Linked DNA regions of Homo sapiens: region 2 is linked to region 1. The links are chromatin loops, found by intact Hi-C in ENCODE. Cell type or tissue: heart right ventricle. All regions are shown on one strand. Links, peaks and the distances in the headings refer to the core of each region. The heading gives the core; the rest is flanking DNA.

Region 1 (10,376 bases), core at 1,659-9,658:
TGAAGGTGGGGTGCCTCTCTGAAGAATGGAGTCATCATTCAGAATCACCTGGAGAGATTTTATAAACCACAGTCTTCCCCAACCACTCACCCCAGGAAAGTGTGATATGCCCCTTTGGGAGATATGGTTACATTTGAGAATCATTTCAGGAAGGGAAAAGGATAGAGAACTGCTGGAGGTGTACATATAACCATTTGTGTGTACATGCATGTGAGATGGTAGTGGGATGCTTCCCAGAATGACAGCATCAGTCTTCTCTGAGTGGTGAGATTTTCAAGTGTTTTTCAATAATAATAATGACAATAATGATACTTAGAATAATCATGATAAAAATAGTTTGTTTAATCATCTACCTGTTGAAGGACATCTGGGCTATTTTGAATTTTCACCTATTACAAATAAAGCTGCCATGAACACTTGGTGTACAGGTTTTGGTGTGAACGTAAGTTTTTATTTCTTAGACATAAATGTCCAAGAGTGCAATTAAGGCTTGTTTTATGGCCTAGCATATGGCCTATCCCTGATGTTCCATGTGCACTTGAGAAGGATATATATTCTGTTGTTGGATAGAGTGTTTCATAGATGGCTGTTAGGTTCAGTTGGTTTACAGTGTTGTTACAGTTTTCTATTTCCTTGTTGATCTTCTGTCCAGTGGTTCTGTCTATTTTTGAAAGTGGGATGTTGAAGTCTCCAACTATTACTGTTGAATTGTCTATTTAATTTCTGTCAGGTTTTGCTTCATGTATTTTGGTGCTCTGATATTAGGTGCATATATGTTTATAATTTTTACATCTTTCTGATGAATTGAACTTTTTGTCATTATAAAATGCCTTTGTTTGTCTCTAGGGACATTTTTTATTTTGAAGTGTTTTGTTTTATATCAATCAGTATAGCTGCCCCAGCTTTCTTGTGGTTGCTGTTTGCATAATATATATTTTTTCCACTTTTCTACTTTCTATTTGTATCTTTAAATAAAAAGCATGTCAGATAACCTCTGTCTCTAGGAACAGGAAAAGATTTCATGATGAAGACACCAAACGCAATTGCAACAAAAGCAAAAATTGACAAATGGGATCTAATTAAACTAAAGTACTTCAGCGCAGCAAAAGAAACTATCAACAAATTAAACAGACAACCTACAGAATGGGAGAAAATTTTTGCAAACTATGCATCAAAGATCTAATATCCAGTGTCTATTAGGAAGTTAAATTTGACCTTTGTCTAATATCCAGCATCTATATACAAGTTCCTTATAGATGCTCTCATTGTGTAAAGGGATTCTCTAGGTCATGCCCATGTAGCCCTGAACTTAAAATAAAAGTAAAAAAAAAAAAAAAAAAAAAGCAAGTCTACTGTAGACAGCATATAGAGTTAGATGATGTGTTTTTTTCCCAGATAATCTGTCTTTTGATTGAATTGTTTAATCTATTCATATATATTGATATGGTTGGATTTACATCTGCCATTTTACTTTTTGTTTCCTATGTCTCATGTCTTTTTTGTTGCCCCATTACAAAGTGGGCAAAACATGAACAGACACTTTTTCACTTTTCAAAAGAAGACATACATGCTGCCAACAAGCATATGAAAAAAGCTCAACATACTTGATCATTAGAGAAATGTAAGTCAAAGCCACAATGAGATACCATCTCACACCAGTCAGAATGGATACATTAAAAAGTTGCTGGCAAGGTTGCAGAGAAAGAGGAATGCTTATACCAAGTTTGTCCAACCTGCGACCCCCAGGCCACATACAGCCCAGGACGGTTTTGAATGTGGCCCTACACAAATTCATAAACTTTCTTAAAACATTATGAGATTTTTTTTTTTGCAATTTTTTTTAGCTCATTAGCTATTGTTAGTGTTAGTGTTGTTAGTGTTCTTTTTTTTTTTTTTTTTTTTTGAGATGGAGTCTCACTTCTGTCACCACGCTGGAGTGCAGTGGTACGATTTCAGCTCACTGCAATCTCTGCCTCCTGGGTTCAAGCGATTCTCCTGCCTCAGCCTCCCGAGTAGCTGGGACTACAGGCACCCGCCACCACGCCTGGCTAATTTTTTGTATTTTTAGTAGATACGGGGTTTCACCATATTAGCCAGGATGGTCTCGATCTCCGACCTCTTGATCTGCCCGCCTCAGCCTCCCAAAGTGCTGGGATTACAGGCGTGAGCCACCACGTCTGACTCATACACATCTTAAGTCATCAGAATTAGCTTTAGGTTTACACTAGCTTAATTCCAGTGATACATAGAAATGTTTCTTATATATAGTTCTATTCCCTCTCCTCCCTCTTCTGTGGTATTATTATTAAATCAGTTGTCTTTTTTTTTTTTTCTTTTTGAGAGACAGGGTCTCACTCTGTTGCCTAGGCTGGAGTGCAGTGGCATGATCATGGTTCACTGCAGCCTTGAACTCCTGGACGCAAGCAATCACCCTGCCTCAGCCTCCCAAGTTGCTGGGACTACAGGTCCCAACTACTTGGCCATAACATTTATATAACTTTTAAATTTTTGTAGAAGTAGGGGTCTTACTATGTTGCCCAGGCTGGTCTCAAACTCCTGGGTTCAAGTGATCCACCTGCCTTGGCTTCCCAAAGTGCTGGGATTACAGGTGTGAGTCACAGCATCTGGCTGAGGAGCTTTTGAAACCTACAGTTTTCTGGACTCCACCCTAGACCTACAGAATCAGAATCTATATATTTTTAAAGCTCCCGGGTGATTCTGATGATTGACAAGTTTGGGGATCTCTTTTCTAGAAGGTGAGGAAACTGAGGCTAAGATGTAGCACCAGCCATACTCCCAGGGGATGACCAGCCTGTGCCCAGAGCCCAGGCCTTCCAGCTCCCAACCCATACTCTTCCCCGCACACCCTGCTGCTTCCCCATGTGACTGCCCTATGACCTCTCTGTCAGTTTCCTGCTTTTGGCTCCTGCCAGCTTCTCAAAGAGGTAAAATGGATTAGGAGGGGAATCAAGTGCCTTGTAGATTATTGTGCCTTCATGGATTTGAGGGGAAAGTTGGAGACCTTGTACAACCTTTTCCATGGTGACCAACAAGGACCTGGATGAGTCATTCCAAGAAAGGCTTACTCCTCTTTGTTACCTATGAGGAGCTAATACCATAAACTAAAGAATAATCCACCCACTCATTCATCATTTATTAAGTGTCTAGTATATGCCAGGAGTTAGGGCAGGCATTGTAAATAAAAAGATGAATGAGATGCAACTCCTGTTCTCAAGATGTTTATGAAGAACAATGAAGTAAAGAATACATGGAAAATATTTAACCTACTCAAAAAGTTTTGTAAACAGATTTTTTTTATAATAACTTATGTGGTAGCAACATCTGATTAAACCTGAAAATATTTGGTGCGAAAACCTGAGCTGAACTGACATAAGTTAAGGAAATGAATTATAGCTTTATTCATGTCACTTAGTGTGAATATTCATACCTTTTACTGCATACATATTAATGTGTTTGATTTACAAAATTATGCCTCAGACCTCACTGGAGTTGTGACATAACGAATAGTATCTGAACCAAATAATCTTTCTAAAATCTGAAAAATTATGAATTCTAAAATACATCTGGCTCAAGGATTTCAGATAAGGGATTGTGTATCTGTATTTTTTAAGTTCCTTTTGGTTCAGGAGGAATTCCAGAGCTTTGAAGTTCATGGCCATGGTATAAGGCAGAACTTCCAGAAAGAGCCTCTGAATGATAACTGAGATACACGTGTAAGAGCTTCAGCTCTATGTAGGTCAGCCAGGCTACAGCCCTTTATCTTCTATTGCTACAGAGCACTGGACTAAATTTGGCTGGTGAATCTTCTATAGCATCATGCCATAAGCTTGGAGATGGTCTCACCAACTTTGGCAAAGGGCCAAAGAAACAACTGGAACTGTACTGACCCCACAAAGCCAGGGCAGACCCCTCTGCAGGTGCTGGGCAGTGACTCTGAGCCTCTGTCCAGCAGTCAGTGCACAAGTCAGGTTGGGGTCTGACAGGAGGGAACAATTTCCCCAGCAGCTATGTGCAACTCAGCAATGGGAAATCCAGGCATGAAGACATGGAGAATCCAGGGTGAGAGGTAGGCAGCAAGGTGCAACCCTAGACAAGGGGCTCAGGACAGGCCTTCGGTCCCAGAGAAGAGGACAGGTAAAGGCAAGCAAGGACTCAGTCTGAGAAGCTGCCAAGGCAAGAGCTCAGTCAGTGGGGACAGTACAGACGACAAGTTACCTGCCTGAGATTAAAGCAGGGACTGGGCCTCAAGTATGAGACTGGGCCTGCTCAGTATCAAGGCTGCCTGGATCTGAGTTGCACTCTAGAGAGCTAAGTCTTTCCCTACTAAGGTCTAGTTCGACCCCTGAGACTGAGCATGGACCAGATTCAAGGAAGGTTCCCTCTGCAGGCAGGGCCTGGCACCAGAGACCAAAGGTCCACAGAGAAGAGAGATTAGGAATCCCTCCAGTCCTAGGCACCATAGTGACTTGATTTGGTCCCTGTGCAGTAGAGAATGACCTTCCCCACAGAAAGGTTTGATCCTTGCCCAGATGCTGGGAGGTAACCCCTAAGCCCATAGAATATCCTGCCTGATAAGGGTGTGTTTGTTTACCTGCAGGTCTATGGCCATGCCGGGTAGTTTGAATGCTAACAATGCAGTATATGGAATTGGGGGCAGGAAGAAGGTGTTAAACCACCCACTGTCAGTTTGGTTTCTGGAGGGGCTGGAGACTAAGATGTGTGCGATCAGTCACACCTACATGATTAACTCCCAGTAAAAAGCCCTGGACCCCAAGGCTTGGGTGAGCCCCTCTAGCTGGCAGTACTCTCCGTGTGTTGCCCCATATCACTGCTGAGAGAAGTAGGCACTGTCCACAAGCCTTTCCTGGGAAAGGACAACTGGACACTCACACCTGTTCTCTCCTGGCCCAGCCTTATGTGTGTAATGGTTTTTCTGAGTTCTCCAGGTCCTTCTAGTAAATCACTGAAACTGTAGGCGGTCTTGGGGACCTCCCAAACTCCCAAATGGGGCAGTCCCATTTTCCTCCCTAAAACAGACCCCAGATGGACCCTGAATGCCAGGCCTTTTCGTGTCATTCTTATTCCTCCAGGCGCTCCACCATCTCAAGTGCCTCAATGACCCGCTGAATCCCTCTGCAGATCAGTGTGCCATGGCAGCCAGTCTCTTCATCCCCACGACTGGGGCCAGGGGGAGACAGTGCAGCTATGTGAGTGTTCCATCTGCACCGGGTCACAGAGTTCCGTGTCTATTTCTGGCTTCCAGGCCACTTTCCAACAAGAAGTCCAATTATGGAACTAAAATGTGACTTGGACATTGTATATTAGCAATGATTTTATGAGTTCCTATATAAATAACTCACCCTTAACCCCCCACTCCCCACTCAGTGGAGGAGCTGCCTGATCACAGTGAGATCTCCAGCAAGTCCCTTCTCATCTCCAGACTTCAGCTTCCTCCCTATAAACTAATACCTGCCCTGCCGACTCTATAGCTCATGAAGACTAATTATAACCTAGTGTCTGTAAGTGCTTTGTGATATGCAAACTTCAGGAAAGGACATTTTCAGAGGGAGCACAGAGGGTTCTGCTCTGACTAGCTTTGGGTAAAAGCCAAAACTTTTGTCTATGTCTCCTATGTCTCCATTTTCCTTAGAAAAATATTTTATTACCAGCAAACTAAAATAACAACCTTCAAGAAAATTTAAAAAATAGAATGTAGAGCAGGAGAGTACATTCACTTATGCTTTGTGAGTTCCCCGCCCCTATTTCTTTATAAGCATAATTTTAATTGCCTATAACATAGAAAAAGGCTCTCCTCCCTTCACATTTTCACCTAAACCCCTTCTTTTCACCAAGGGAAGTCAACCTTAGTCGTGATTTCACTTTCACTGTGATCCTTGCCCCGATCCCCATAATTCTGGGGGCTTTCCTGCCCGCTGGTCCCTTCCCTTGGTTGTCCCAGCTGATCCCTGCATGGCACAGACACAGCATTATCATTGATGAAGTGTTTTTCCAGAGCAACCACAGCCCAGGTGGTGAGATAGGCATTATTACCCTGTGGGCTCCCTCAGGTGCCACAGCCTGATCCCTCTCAACTTCTCTAATGAGCTGGAAGACAGGAAAAATAACCTCATGAATATGCAGGTGCCATGTCCTGAGACTGGGATCTGTCCTCATCTCTTCTTCCTAAGACATCCTTGCTCCCTCTTCCATTTTTTCCCCACGTTGCTCCCCACCCAGAAGAATCAATAGAGACCAGCAGGATGAAAAAGGCTTTTCACCACCAACCCCCCAAGGAAAAGAAGCAATTCACAAAAAGCTAAAAATCTGAAGTTTTAGCCCAAACAGTCATGCAAACTTTGCTTTCTACTTTAAAATGTATCTACATTTGCTTAAGACATATGCAGTTGGTCCTTGAGCAATGCAGGGTTAGGGACCCCTGCACAGTCAAACATTTGTGTATCTTTTGACTCTCTAAAAACTCAATTACTAATAGCCTATCGTTGACCGAAAGCCTTACCAATAATGTAAGTAGGCAATTAACACACATTTTATGTGTTAATATATTATATGTACATTTTATATATATTATATGTTATGTATATTATGTACTGTATTGTTACAATAAAGTAAGCTAGAGAAAAGGAAATGTTATTAAGAAAATCTGGCCAGGTGCGGTGGCTCATGCTGATAATCCCAGCACTTTGGGAAGCTGAGGAGGGCAGATTACCTGAGGGCAGGAGTTCAAGACCAGCCTGGCCAACGTGGTGAAACCCCATCTCTACTAAAAATACAAAAATAAGCCAGGTGTGGTGGCGGGCACCTGTAATCCTAGCTACTCCAGAGGCTGAGGTGGGGGAATCACTTGAACCTGGGAGGCGGAGGTTACAGTGAGCGGAGATCATGCCACTGCCCTCCAGCCCGGGTGACAAGAGTGAGACTCCACCTCCCCCCCAAAAAATGAAAATCTTAAAGAAGAGAAAATATACTTATTTACTATTCATTAAGTGGAAGTGGATCATCGTAAAGGCCTTTATTCTCTTGTTTTCTTCATGTCGAGTAGGTTGAGGAGGAGGATAAGGAGGGGTTGGCCTTGCTGTCTCAGGGGTGGCAGAGGTGAGAGAAAATTCACATATAAGTGGACTCACACAGTTCAAACCCATGTTATTCAAGGGTCAGCTGAACAGCCATATCTCATTTTATTCTGCTTCATTTTATTTTACTTCCCAGATACTGGGAAGATGCCATCTAGGACTTTCATAGCTACAGAGGAAAAGTCAATGCTTGGCTTCAAAGCTTCAAAGACTGACTCTCTTGTTATGAGCTAAGGCAGCTGGTGACTTGAAGTTAAACCCAACACTCATTTACCGCTTTGAAAATCCTAGGACCCTTAATAATGATGCGAAATCTACTTTGCCTGTGCTCTATCAATGGAACAGCAAAGCCTGGATGACAGCATATCTGTTTAAAGCATGGTTTACTGAATATATTATATACGTGTGCCTGTGTGTGTGTGTGCTTGTGTGGGGGTGGGAGGGGAGAGAGAGAGAGGGAGAGAGAGAGAGACAGGGTCTCACTCTGTTACCCAGGCTGGAGTGCAGTGGCACAATCTCAGCTCACTTCAGCCTTGACCTCCTGGGCTCAAGTGATCCTCCTACCTCAGCCTCCTGAGTAGCTAGAACTAGACACACACCACAACACCTGGCAAATTTTGTTTGTTTGTTTGTTTGTAGAGACAAGGTCTTACTGTGTTGCCCAGGCTGGAGTTTACTGATTATTTTAAGCCCGTTGTTGAGACCAACAGCTGAGAAAAAAATCCTTTCAAAATATTATTGTTTATTGACAATAAAACTGGTCACCCAAGAGCTCTGATGGAGATGTACAAGGAGATGAATGTTGTTTTCATGCCTACTAGCTCAACATCCATTCAATAGCTCATGGAACAAGAAGTAATTTTGACTTCTGAGTCTTACTATTTAAGAAATACGTCTTCTAAGGCTATAGCTGCCAAAGATAATGATTCTTCTAATGGATTTGGGTAAAGAAAATTGAAAACATTCTGGAAAGGATTCACCATTCTAGATGCCATTAAGAACACTCATGATTCATGGGAAGAGGGAAGAAGTTGGTTCCAACCCTCACGATGACTTTGAGGGGTTGAAGATTTCAATGGAGGAAGTAATTGCAGATGTGGTGGAAACAGTAAGAGAACCAGAGTTAGAAATGGAGCCTGAAGATATGACTGCGTTGCTGCAATCTCATGATCAAACTTAAACGAATGAGGAGCTGCTTCTTATGAATGAGCAAAGAAAATGTTTTGTTTTGTTTTGTGACAGAGTTTTAGCTCTGTCACCCAGGCTGGAGTGCAGTGGCACAATTTCAGCTCACCGCAACCTCTTGCCTCCCGGGTTCAAGCAATTCTCATGCCTCAGCCTCCCAAGTGGCAGGGACCACAGGCACCTGCCACCACAGCTGGCTAATTTTTATATTTTTAACAGAGACAGGGTTTCACCATGTTGGCCAGGCTGGTCTCAAACCCTTGACCTCAAGTGATCTGCCCACCTCGACCTCCCAAAGTGCTGGGATTCCAGGTGTGAGCCATCACGCCTGGTGAAAAGTGGTTTCTTGAGATGAAATCCACTCCTGGTGAAGATGCTGTGAACATTGTTGAAATGACAATAAAGGATTTCGGATATTACATAAACTTAGTTGATAAAGCAGTGGCAGCTTTTGAGAGGACTGACTCCAATTTTGAAAGAAGCTCTACCGTGGGTAAAATGCTATCAAACAGCATTGCACGCTACTTTAGTAAAAGGAAGAGTCAACTGATAAGGCAAACTTCATTGTTATTTTAAGAAATTGCCACGGCCATCCCAACTTTCAGCAACCACCACTCTGATCAGTGAGCAGCCATCAACATGAGGCAACACCCTCCACCAGCAAAAAGATTACGACTCGCTGAAGCCTCTGATGATTGTTAGCATTTTTTAGCAATAAAGTATTTTTAAATTAAGGCATGCACATTGTTTTTAAAGATGTGCTATTGCACACTTGATAGACTACATTATAGTATAAACGTGACTTTTATAGGCAGTGGGAAACTGATAAATTTGTGTGACTTGCTTTATTGAAATATTCCCTTTATTGTGGTGGTGTGGAGCCAAACCTGCAGTATCTCGGAGGTATGCCTGGTAGTTTTTGGTTAAAAGCACAGACTCTGAGGCTGGGCGCAATGGCTCACACCTGGAATCCCAGCACTTTGGGAGACGGAGGCAGATGGATCACTTGAGGTCAGCAGTTAGAGACAAGCCTGGCCAACATGGTGAAACCCTGTCTCTACTAAAACTACAAAAATTAGCTGGGTGTGGTGGCACATGCATGTAATTCAAGCTACTCAGGAGACTGAAGCAGAAGAATTGCTTGAACCCAGGAGGCAGAGGTTGCAGCAAACTGAGATCACACCACCGCACTCCAGCCTGGGCAGCAGAGCAAGACTCCAGCTCAAAAAAAAAAAAAAAAAAAAGTACAGACTTGGAACCATACCACATAGGTTCAAATCCAGCTCTTCAGTTTGCTAGCTAGGAGACCTTGGGTAACATATTTAACCTGTCTTTAGCCTAGGTTTTCTCATCACATTGTAGTAATGATTCAATGTGCTTTATCTGTTATCAAGTTCTTAGAGACATGCATATGGTAATCACTACTTGCGTTAGCTATTATTATTTCAGTATACAAATACATAAAATTACCTTCTAGCTAGATTACAAAACTTTCCCCATTCTACCCATGTTCTCATTAAATCTGAGCCAAAATGATGATCCATGAAGATATTTCATGTTCTAGAACCCTTGTTATAGCACTGATACCCCATGTTGAAGTGCATGGAAATAGAGAAAAGTTGGCCCCAGAGCAATCCCAGCCAAAGGCCCTGTAGCAGGGTGTTTGATGCCAACCGGACCAATGCTAAAACCCTTTTGACTGGTGCCAAAGCCCAGCCCAACCTTGTGTGACTGCAGGTTTCTATCTTACTGCTCCTGAACGCAGGCCTATTTGTCAGCCTTGGTACTGTCTTTGCTCATGTTGAGTTCAATTTGGTGCATATTTACTGAAGAAGGGAATGTGAAAAGCAGGATAAAGGAAGTTGCCAAGCCAGGATGTGTCCATGTAAAGGCACATCATACTTTGGCCTGATTCACAGATACTCTGAGTGTAACTCCTCCGAAGAATAGTCATCCTTGAGGCAAGGGGAAGGGATTTTTGCCCCTTGTAAGTCATCACTGGCAACTGCAACCTCCACGCATCTCAGGGAGAGGCAGGTCCTGAAGTGGGATCAGGGCTTCAGGGAGGGACACAGGTGT
Region 2 (10,376 bases), core at 937-8,936, 71 kb after region 1:
CAAATGTCAGTTACTATGGATACGGGCAACTGAGGCTCCCCTGGGGCAGGGGCAGAGGTGGAGGCTGTTTGTGGCAGTGATGCAGGGTAGTGTCGCTGTGTTCCCCACAATGGTGCCTCAGCATGGCAGGCAGGGACCGGCTTTGCTTGAGCCTCTACCTTGGCCCTAGGGACTGGACCCCAGGTTGACCAGCAGATGCATCTGTTGAGCCACCCCTGGGGGTGTGTGCCCCTGAAGTAGGCGACACCTGTGCAGAGCCGCTGGGCATTAAGTGGCAGGTAGGGCACAGTTCAGGTTGGGGAGGCCTCTCTATTGGTGACAGATGCATAGCTCCCTCCTCTTTTTTCTGATTGTATTAAAAGTAATGGCAAAAATTGCAATTACATTTGCACCAACCAAATAGAGCCTGCTAGGCTAATGCTAGTAGTTCCTCTGCTCCCTGGAGCTCATTTCTGGGTTGGAGTCACTATCCAGTTGAGCTTTACTATGAGTGGGGCCTTGTCCTGAAGACAGAAGGCAGCAGCAGAAGGTAGGGAAGAGCTTCTGGTATGAGACGGGAGACACAAGCCCTGCCGTCAATGAGCTTCAGTCTGATGGGGGGAACCACGGGTTCCTGAAGAACACGGGATAGTAGACAAAAGACAGAAGGAAAAACCCATCAGTCCCTTGTTTCTGACAAAGATTCTTTGCTTGACAAAGATTCTTTGCTTGACCAAACTTTAGCCAGGTTCCTGAACCTTCCGCTAGGCCTACCTCGGCACTTCCTTATAAAATCCAGTTTTAGCAAGAACCCTGCTAAGTCAGTTTGACAAGAACCCCCCACCTTGGATATCTGATCACCCTTGATATCTGACTAGGTTCCTCATCCTCCACCACTCCCCAGGTGATGTCTGATCACCCTGGCCTGTTTGCAGCAGGAATCCTGTTCGGTCTGTTTAGCCAGAATCCCCCTTACTCCTGATGTTTCCTCTTAGTAATTTTCCATCCACCAACCCCCACCCTGCTTCTTGGCTATAAATTCCCACTCACCCACGCTGTATTCAGAGTTGAGCCCAATCTCTCTCCCCGACTGAAAGACCCTATTGCAGTGCTCCCTGCACCTATCTGGATGGTCCTGAATAAAGTCTGCCTTACCACGCTTTAACAAGTGGTATTGGATAATTTTTTTCTTTAACATTTCAACCCACCCCAACCCCTGGCCATGCCTTCCTTCATGCTTCCCCTAAAGTCAGGCTCATCTCCATGGTATACAAGGCACTGCATGATCTGGCCCTCCCTACCCTGCCCCACAGTTCCCCCTGCTCTGCCGGGCTGTCTTTAGGCTTTTCCTCAATGTTCCAGCCAGCTCTAGCCTTGGGGCCTTTCCTTTTTCTTCCCTCTGCCTTAAGCTATTCCCCCCCTCACCTCCCAGTTCGCTCCTTTATTTTATTTAAGTCTCTCTTTGATATCACTTCCTGACCACCCTATGTAAAATCTGCCCTTTCTTTCCCCACTGTGTATTTCTTCATAGCACTTCCCCACTACCTGCACTTACGTCTCTGTTTATTGTTTCATGGCCCGTCTCCCCCACTGGAAGGTAGGCTCTGTGAGTGCTGGGACAATGTCTTGTTTACCCCTGAATCCCATTGCCAAGAGCATTGCCTGGCACCTGTGAGGCCCTCGGTAAATATTTGATGAATAAGTGAAAACTGTAGCTCAGTGTTTCTCACTGAATTCTGGGAGAATGTTTACCATGTGCTTTTCTATTATTTTACCAGTTAAAAGACAAAACTTCTCTTTTGCAATTCTAATTTGAAATTGAAAGATGTTTTTCATAAAAGTGGATTTTGGTTTCTTAGGATAGTGTCTCTCACACTGGGGTATATAGACGCCCGGGGTTCTCAGGTATGCTCATGGGAGTCTGGGAGGTATTCTTTCCTTTGGAATACGCCTACATATGAGTCAAGTTTGGGAAAACCCGTGTATAGCTGCTGGAGGCCATGGATAAGGGCTGAAGGTCAAGCATAAGGGCTAGAGGTAGGGTGTGTTGGAGTTGTCTCCAGAGAACTTTCTAGAAAGCCGATCTTAAACAGTAGTTACAAGGAAGGGGTGAGCCTCAACACAGGATAGAATGGCACTGGATGACTCGCACTGGGAGCCCAGCTTATGTGAATGCAGAGAAGCTATATGTGGCAAGCACTATAGGCCATAAGGGGCTTGGCTGAAACACGGCAGCCTGACTGAATAGGAGTTTCAACTTGGATAGAACAAGGTGCAGAGTTGAGGGCACTTCATACCCCAAAAGTCGAAATTTGAGTGAGTGACAGCTGTGCAGGGCTGGGGCGGCACTGGAGCAGCGACCCATAAACTCTGCTTTCTAGCCCCTTCCCCATCACTTACATCCCATTGAAGTCATGTCAGCATGAAGGCCCCACCAGGGAGCATCGACCCCGCTCTGTGGCCTGTGCAGCTGGGGTGTGGAGTATATGTGCTCAGGAGTCAGCTGGCAGGTGGAAGATGACCCAGCCCTCCGGAGGATGGTCCCCAGCTCACCAGCTTGCAGTCCTTTGTTTAACCAGGAACCTAGCAGGCCAGAGGTCAGCATTTTTCTTGGAAGACTGTCAAAGCATGCCTGTAGCTGAAGAGGAGCAGGGTCAGATTCCCAGGGAGTGGGCCAGCATAAGGTCCTATCACTGCTTAGTTCTGCACTGTCTGCAGTCTGGCTGGTGCCAGCAGCATGGGATTGGCAGGGCAGCTTCCATAGTCTGGCCATAGAACCACAGGCCTGAGCCACTGGAAGGCCCTTTACAAGCCACACAGTGACCTCCATGCTGCAGGGATGAGTGGTGCCTGAGTCCCAGAGAGTTACTGGAAGATCTGAGACCTGAACCCGGATGTCCTGACACCTAGCGTGGTGCTCCCTCTGCCATCTCCTGATCAGGACAGGGAACCCAGGTGGGTAACCCAGTGGGGAACCCAGCATAACAGTGCCTCGACATCTTGGTTTTTCCCTCCCCTGCGTCTCACACAGAAGTATTAAGTTGACGTTGGGAGGCTGAAATAAATGCATCCCACTCTCTGCTGGAGTGACAGTGATTCTCCTTGGACATGTAGCTATAATGTGGCTCTCTCACCCTGTCAGGGCCTTGGGTGTTTTCAGGGGTGAGGGGTGTGTGTGGAAGGACTGTGATTCAGGAACTTTCAAGCCTCAGGGTAGCATCTATATGTAGGGCAGCTTGTACAGAAAGGCTGCTGGGCCTGGGGAGAAGGAGGTCTATGCCACTCAAGGTGCTACCTTTTCTCTGTCAGCTGCTTTTTCCACCTCCCTCTGGTTCTTCAATGGTCAGCAATCTCATTGGTGGTCCCTGAAGTCAATACCCCTTGGGTATTGAGAGCCTCTTCTTCCCTGGCCCTGGAGTTTAGGAAGGCAGGCGAGGGAATGGAGCTGAGGTAGAGAGAACCACCTGCGGTAGAAGATAGGCTGAGGGTGTGTTCTAACTTCTTAACTTGGCAGGGAGTGATGTCTGGATGTTAAGACCTCTGCTTTTGGAGTCCAGGACACCTAGATTTGTACCTGAGCCCCTCCCCTGACCTTGAATAGGCTACTTACTTAGCCTTTGTGAGCCTCAGCTTGAAAAATGGAGTTAATAGCCCCTCGCACATAGTACTGTTCTGAGGATTAGCTGAGGTCGTGCATATCAGCAGAGTACCGTTTGAGTGCCCAGCACACAGTAGGCATATATGATCATGTGATAACATCACCATCACCATCACCACGTGATGGCTGGGTGCCTGCACTGCACCCACCAGCATGCTGGGTGCTATGGGAAATAAAGAGAGTGCCACACTTCAGCCATAGAGCGCATGGTCTTACTAGAGAGAGAATCACACAGGAAAGAGAGGATGTGCCAAACTAAGATTGAGAGATTTAGATTATGGGATATTGGGAGAGATCCATAAAGAAGTAGCTGGGCACAGTGGCTCACACCTATAATCCCAGTACTTTAAGAGGCTGAGGCAGGAGAATCACGTGAGACCAAGAGTTTGAGACAGGAGGATCACTTGAGGCCAAGAGTTTGGGCAACATAATGAGACCCCCATCTTTTTTTTTAATATGTAAAATAAAATAAACTGAAAAAGATGATTTTAAAGACCTTTTGAGGAGCCCAGGGTGGGAACAACTTGATAAATATTCAAAATAATATTTCACTTTTAGTATCTCCTCTCACCCACCCATCACCCCTAAAGTGAACATTTTAGAATAACACAGTGTGGAACAAGGAGGAAATTGTTCCAGCCGTGGGCCAGCAGAAGTCCTGAGTGGCCAGGAGCCCGGGGAATAGAACCCTTCACCTTCACCCTCCCCTTTGCCCTGTGGGGGGGGAAGCATGGTACACTGGGCACCTCCTTGCCAAAGTCCAGAAAATCTGTGTGGCTAAATGGTGAAAGAATTTTCCACCCTCTTTGCCCTCACTGGACTTTGTGGGATGCTAGAAATATTTTGCAACCCACCGTCAGAGAAAGAATTGACCAGGGCTGGTGCCAAAATATTCAGTACATTCAAAAGAGTCTTTTGTTTTATGAAGAAAGTGACTGGGCTGGGAGCCTCGTCTTCTGATTTGACATCACAGCCTGGTGGGTGGGGCCTTCTACTGATCCTGTCCCCACTCCCTGGTTCAAAGTTCCTTAGCCTAGTGAAGATTCTTTAGGAAAGCTAAGTTCTGGTTCAGTTTGTGAGTTCCATAACCTTAGACACATTCTTCACCCCCTTTGGCATTCACTGCTCATCTGTGAAATGGTGAGACTATTCCACTCCTGTCGAAGGGTGAGTTCTTGTTCCCCAAGAATGACCTCTTGTTCCATTTCCAGCTCTCAGGTCTGAGCTTGCATGAAGTGAGTGTTGCCCCTTTCCAGATGGGCACTCTGTGATGTCAAACATGTAATTCTGTCATTATCCGAAACACGTCTGAGCTATGCTTTCGAAATCGCTTTCGAGGCTGCAGCACATTCTTTGAATATCCTCAGGGATGGGCAGTCTTCTTCCTTTTAGAGGGAATTTGATTTCTGCAAGCCGCCTAATCAGGACAATAAGTCTAGGCTCAAGCTAAATGAAGATACTTTTAGTTCCAAACAAATGAAGCTGATTTCGTTCAGCTTCTAAACTGACTCAGCAGTCGGTTCCAAATAAAGTTTCAAAAATGCTTTAAGCAAGAACTGCATCATTAAAACAGCAGGTGGTAGGCTATTATAACTTTTAAGGACAGCACTCATTTGGACTTTTAAAAATTATGATTTTTAAAAAAAATTAATTTGCTACTTTATATTTACATCTCATTTTTGTAAAAAGTAATTATTCTCTTTATTCCTATTCATTTGCTAATGTGTTTTTATGTGTCTGGCTGTTTATGCTTTTTATTTCCATAAAAATGTGGCTTACTCAGATCACTATTAGCTATAAAAACATAAAATGTCCTAGCTCAGTGGTTCTCAAACCTATCTCAGCTTGTTCAAACCTAGACTGCTGGGCCCACACTCAGAGTTCCTGATTCGGGAAGTCTGGGAGGGGCCCAATAATTTGCATTTTTCATACGTTCCCAGATTCTGCTGCAGGACCACAAGTTGAAAACCCCTGGTCCAGCTGAGGTGCTTTGGTCATCTAGTTCAACCCCCTTGTACAAATCAGTAAACTGAGGCCCAGGGAGACGCAACTCCCTTGCCTAGTGTTATAGAACTAGTTACTGACAAAGTTGGAACTGGAGCCCAGGGATTCTGTATGCCCATTCTAGTGCTCTAAAATGATCATTTCTTGGTTGAAGACTTCTTAGCATGACTGTAGGTTCTTACCATTTTGCAGGACCCTATCGAATTCAAATATTCCAGCCTGTTATCCTTTTTAGCACAACTGTGTCATGATTTTTATTTCATCACAGGAAGAGCCTGTGTTTAATTTGCCTCATTAAAAAAAATTGTGATAAAATATACATAATATAAAATGTACCATTTTAATCATTTCAGTTGTATGGTTCTGTGATATTAAGTACATGTATGTTGCTGTGTGCATCTACATTGCCGCCATCCATCTCCAGAACTTTCTCATCTTCCCAAAATTAAAACTCTACTCATTAAACAATAACTCCCTATTCCCTCCTCCCCCAAGCACCTGGGAACCGTCATTCTGCTTTCTGTCTCTATGAATTTGACCTCTCTAGGTAGGTCATATGAGTAAAATCATACAGTATTCGTCCTTTTGTGAGTGGCTTATTTCACTTAGCATGAATGTCTTCAAGGTTCATCCAGGTTGTAGCATGAGTCAAAATTTCCTTCTTCCAAATACTGAATAATAGACCTTTATTTGCATGGATATACCACATTTTGTTTATCCATTGTCAATGGACATTTGGGTTGTTTCCACCTTTTAGCTTTTGCAAATCATGTTGCTATGAACATGGGTGTACAAACAGCTCTTCAAGTGCCTGCTTCCAATTCTTTGGCATATCTGTACCTGGATATGATGTGGAATTGCTGGATTATGTGGTAATTCCATGTTTAATTTTTTTGAGGAGCCTGATTGGCTTTTTTTTTTTTTTTTTTTTTTTTTTTTTTGAGACAGGGTCTTACTCTGTTGCTGTCACCCAGGCTGGGGTAAGATCATGGCTCACTGTAGCTTCGAACTCCCAGGCTCAAACAGTCCTCCCACCTCAGCCTCCCAAGTAGCTGGGACCACAGGTGTGTACCACAACGCTCAGCTAATTTTTTATATTTTTTGTAGAGCCAGGGTTTTGCCATGTTGGCCAGGCTGGTCTCAAACTCCTGGGCCCAAGCAATCAGCCCGCCTTGGCCTCTGAAAGTGCTGGGATTACAGGCATGAGCCACCATACCTGGCCCCTGATTGGCTGTTAATTCTGGGAGTTGGAGGCTGGAAATACAGCTCTGTTCTTAATAAATTGGTGGGTAAACAGAGCCTGAACAGTCCCTGGCTCTTACCCATCTGGTGCTACTCTTGGTGCTCCCCTGAGGCCTTGTGATAAAAGAGACCCTGTTATTCACAGTTCATGGCCGGAGGCTGCAAATGGTCTCTAGGGTTTTCTCTCTTCTCCCCCTTGGCTCTCTCTGATTTCCGTGTCACCAGTTTCCATCCATATTTGTCTCCCTCTTTGCCTTTGGGCAGTTATCTGCTTGTATTTCTGTCTACCAAATCTAGCCAACCCCAAAGCACTCCCACTGTACTGCAGAACCAAGTCTGGAACCAATGGGTCAGCTTCATTACACTTGCCAAAAGACAAAATTACAACAAATTTAGTTAAAGATCGAATTAGCTTTTATTTGTGATCCTAGAATTGGGCAATACCTCATTCTTTAAAATGGAATGAGTGTTCCCATGACCTGAGCAGAGGAGGTTGGCTTTATAAGCAGAAAAAAGCTGAAGAAAACAGTCACAGAGAACAAAAAGCAGATTGGTCATTTCAAACTAACTGTCCTTCTAGGGTTAAAACAGAGGGGACTTCCTTATGCTGACTCAGGTTGACTGGAATCTTCTGGATTTTTGAAAACTGGCCCATTTCAAAGTTTGGTTTGATTCCATGGCACTGAGCACAAGTGACCTCGCATAAACTTTGTTTAATACACAACACCTTAAATTCTGTAATGAAATGGGATTGTAATCTAAGGAGGCAGTATGCCAGGTCATGGGGTGGGAAGACCTCCCATATAGTAGAGATTTTAAAATGCTTACAGAATTAAATGAATGAGTATGACAAGATGGCAAGAATGCTGTCAGGCAGAGCTCTAGGGCTGGCCATTTTGTAGGAAACAGCCAATTACATGGGTTGGTTTTCACCACAATCCAGCAGTCTGGGGATCCACCAACTCTAGGGAACCCTGTGCTGCCCTAGAGTTAGAGGAGGCAATGGGGAAGCCTCATGCTTTCTGCTTCTGAATGATCCCAGCTTGAGAGTTGAAGCACGAGTCTTCCTTGGGGTTCACCCTGGTTGGGATGCTTCCCGTGGGTTGTCAGGCAGTGAGTCCAGGAGTCAGCCGTGTTTCAGGAGCTCAAGGGCAAGAACGACCAGGCTTTGGTTTTGTTGATTCGAGGTTTCTGCCTGTCTGCACAACCTCGAATTTCTCTTACCTGATTTCAGGGAATATTGTGAAACTCTAAAACCAAAACTATTATTTTTTACATTTAAGGAAACTTAAAATGATACAATATTCTTTTCCTAGGTGATTTACAAAATCCTTCTGTCAATGAAGTTAAACTAATAGCAGCCAAGTATAGAGCCCCCATAAGGCTTGTTTCCACATCACCTTCCCAACTTTCCCAGGATCAGTTAACTGAGTGGATAGGTTACTTTAAAGAAAATGTTTTGAAGCAGCATGATGCCTATTATTGATGTCATCAGAAATTACCCTTTTGGTGATAGTACAAGTGCTTCATTACGCAGGTTAACAGGAAAAGTGAAGCAGGTGTGGTAGTTAATCCACAAAATCCATATTGGCTCAGAATAGCAGGTTATTTTGTGACAGCAGAAGCTACCACCTTTCTGAATAGTCTTACGGTGTTCACTTTTACCCACACACTGGTGAATATCTTCTCAGCCCTGGGGACTTTGTGTTTCCCTTCCTCCAGGCTATGTTCCCTGAAGGAGGTAGTCTAGACGTCCGCCCCCAGTGTGCAATATCCTTGTTTCCTTTCCTCAATTAGAATGGAGGCTTCTCAGAGATCCCAGATCCCAGAAACAGTCCGGGAAGGCCAATGTACTGGGTGGTAATTGGTGAGATTTATCTGGCGGCTGGGAGCTGTCATCAGGTTTTCAGAGTACAAATTTGTATTAATAGAATCCATTAACATCAGTGCTTGCAGCAAATTGTAACCAGACTCCACCTTATCACAGCACCATGCTACTGCTTCAGAGGGTAATTCCCCTCCGGCAGCCGACTTCTCTTTCCTGCTGTTCTGTGTGTAAAAATGAGAGGATGTTTATTTCCTCGGGGCTGTAACAAAGTCATCAAATGAGACCAAAAAGGTCTTTGTGGGCCTCCCCTATCTCTGAGAGCTGCTCTGGTGCCATCTGCTTAGGGTGAGGCTGAGCACACAGGCAAATTGGTTGACTTGCCTGACAGAAGATGTAGGGGAAGAGTTGTTTCTTATTTAAAATCCCCTGAGGTGGAGGCTGTGCGATGACCCCTGGGTAACACCTATCCCTTCCTGCATCCATCCATTCACGCAGGTTGTGTTGGCTGCACATGTGCTCATGCTGAAGCAGCCCAGAGTGCAGAGCTGTGAGACCTGCTGCATGCCTGCCCAGAGCCCCCATGTGATTGAGGGATCCAGACGGCACTATGTGAAAACCTAGGAAGCAATACAGGGCAGGCCTGGGGGCAACCAACCCCATCCTTTTATAAGTAAATAAAGTGGGCACGGGAAACTTAGCTTTTTCTCTTGAACTTGGTATGAAGAAAAATCAGAAGGGGAGAAGGGAAACATTTTCAGTAGCTTAAGTAAAGGTCCTTGAGAAAAAGGATGCCTGGTGTCTTTGGAAAGCAGGGAGGCACTTTTTTTTTTTTCTTTTTTTTTGAGATGGAGTCTCACTCTGTCGCCCAGGCTAAAATATAATAGCATGATCTCTGCTCACTGCAACCTCTGCCTCCCAGGTCCCAGCTATTCTCCTGCCTCAGCCTCCCGAGTGGCTGGAATTACAGGCGCCCACCACCACACCTGGCTAATTTTTGTATTTTTAGTAGAGACAGGGTTTTGCCATGTTGGCCAGGCTGGTTTCTAACTTCTGACCTCGGGTGATCCACCCGCCTCAGCTGCCCAAAGTGTTGGGATTACAGGCGTGAGCCACCGCACCTGGCCAGGGAGGCACTTTTCTAAGAAGTGGGTGGTAGAGGGAGTGATAGTGGCATGCATCCCCTGATGCTCACCCAATGGTCTCACCCTGGTAGTGGGCCAGGCCTTCTCCCAAGGATAGTGGGATGAGCCAAGAAGGTATTACTTCAATTCAGGGCCAGAAATTTGGGTCTCCATTGAAGCAGCTAGACATAAGGTGCCTAAAGTCATACTTGAGAGTAGAATGTAAAGGTCTCTTCCCTGATTGGGTCCTAGGTCACTTGGCATCTTGGCATGGAATCCCTAGAAAGCAGAACCTCGGGCAAGGCTTATGTGTTACAACTTTATTAGGGAGTGCAATCCCAGAGAACAGAAGTGAAGGAACAGGCAAGAAGGGCGAGGAGAGGATGAGCCAATATGAGGATGCCCCCACTTCCTGGTCTCAAACCCAACCAGTGGCTCAGGCTATTGGAAGTGTAGAGATGGACTGTTGCTAGGGACAGTGCATCAGGAGAAGGGCCACCCTTTCCCACTGGTCAAAGTTTCAAACCATGGGTCATTAATTCCC

What was found. Peaks named below come from ENCODE experiments on the same cell type or tissue, not always from the same donor. Only the 100,000 strongest peaks of a DNase experiment are listed, where the experiment ranks them.
Region 2: it touches region 1 in a loop (4-fold over the local background); 13 of 110 quality-filtered maps call a loop at or near these places.

Annotation. Positions count from the first base shown.
Region 1 is chr1:204,809,147-204,819,522 of GRCh38, forward strand. No RefSeq gene overlaps it. Among named protein-coding and RNA genes, the nearest start is that of NFASC, 14 kb to the right of the region's middle. In heart right ventricle, for the core only: a CTCF peak has its summit at 5,195; a DNase peak (open chromatin) is centred at 5,205; H3K27ac peaks cover 2,249 bases.
Region 2 is chr1:204,881,035-204,891,410 of GRCh38, forward strand. The region is part of intron 1 of NFASC (neurofascin); the gene reads left to right. Among named protein-coding and RNA genes, the nearest start is that of NFASC, 58 kb to the left of the region's middle. In heart right ventricle, for the core only: no CTCF peak of the experiment used is centred there; DNase peaks (open chromatin) are centred at 4,596 and 8,722; H3K4me3 peaks cover 453 bases; H3K27ac peaks cover 6,865 bases; H3K27me3 peaks cover 796 bases.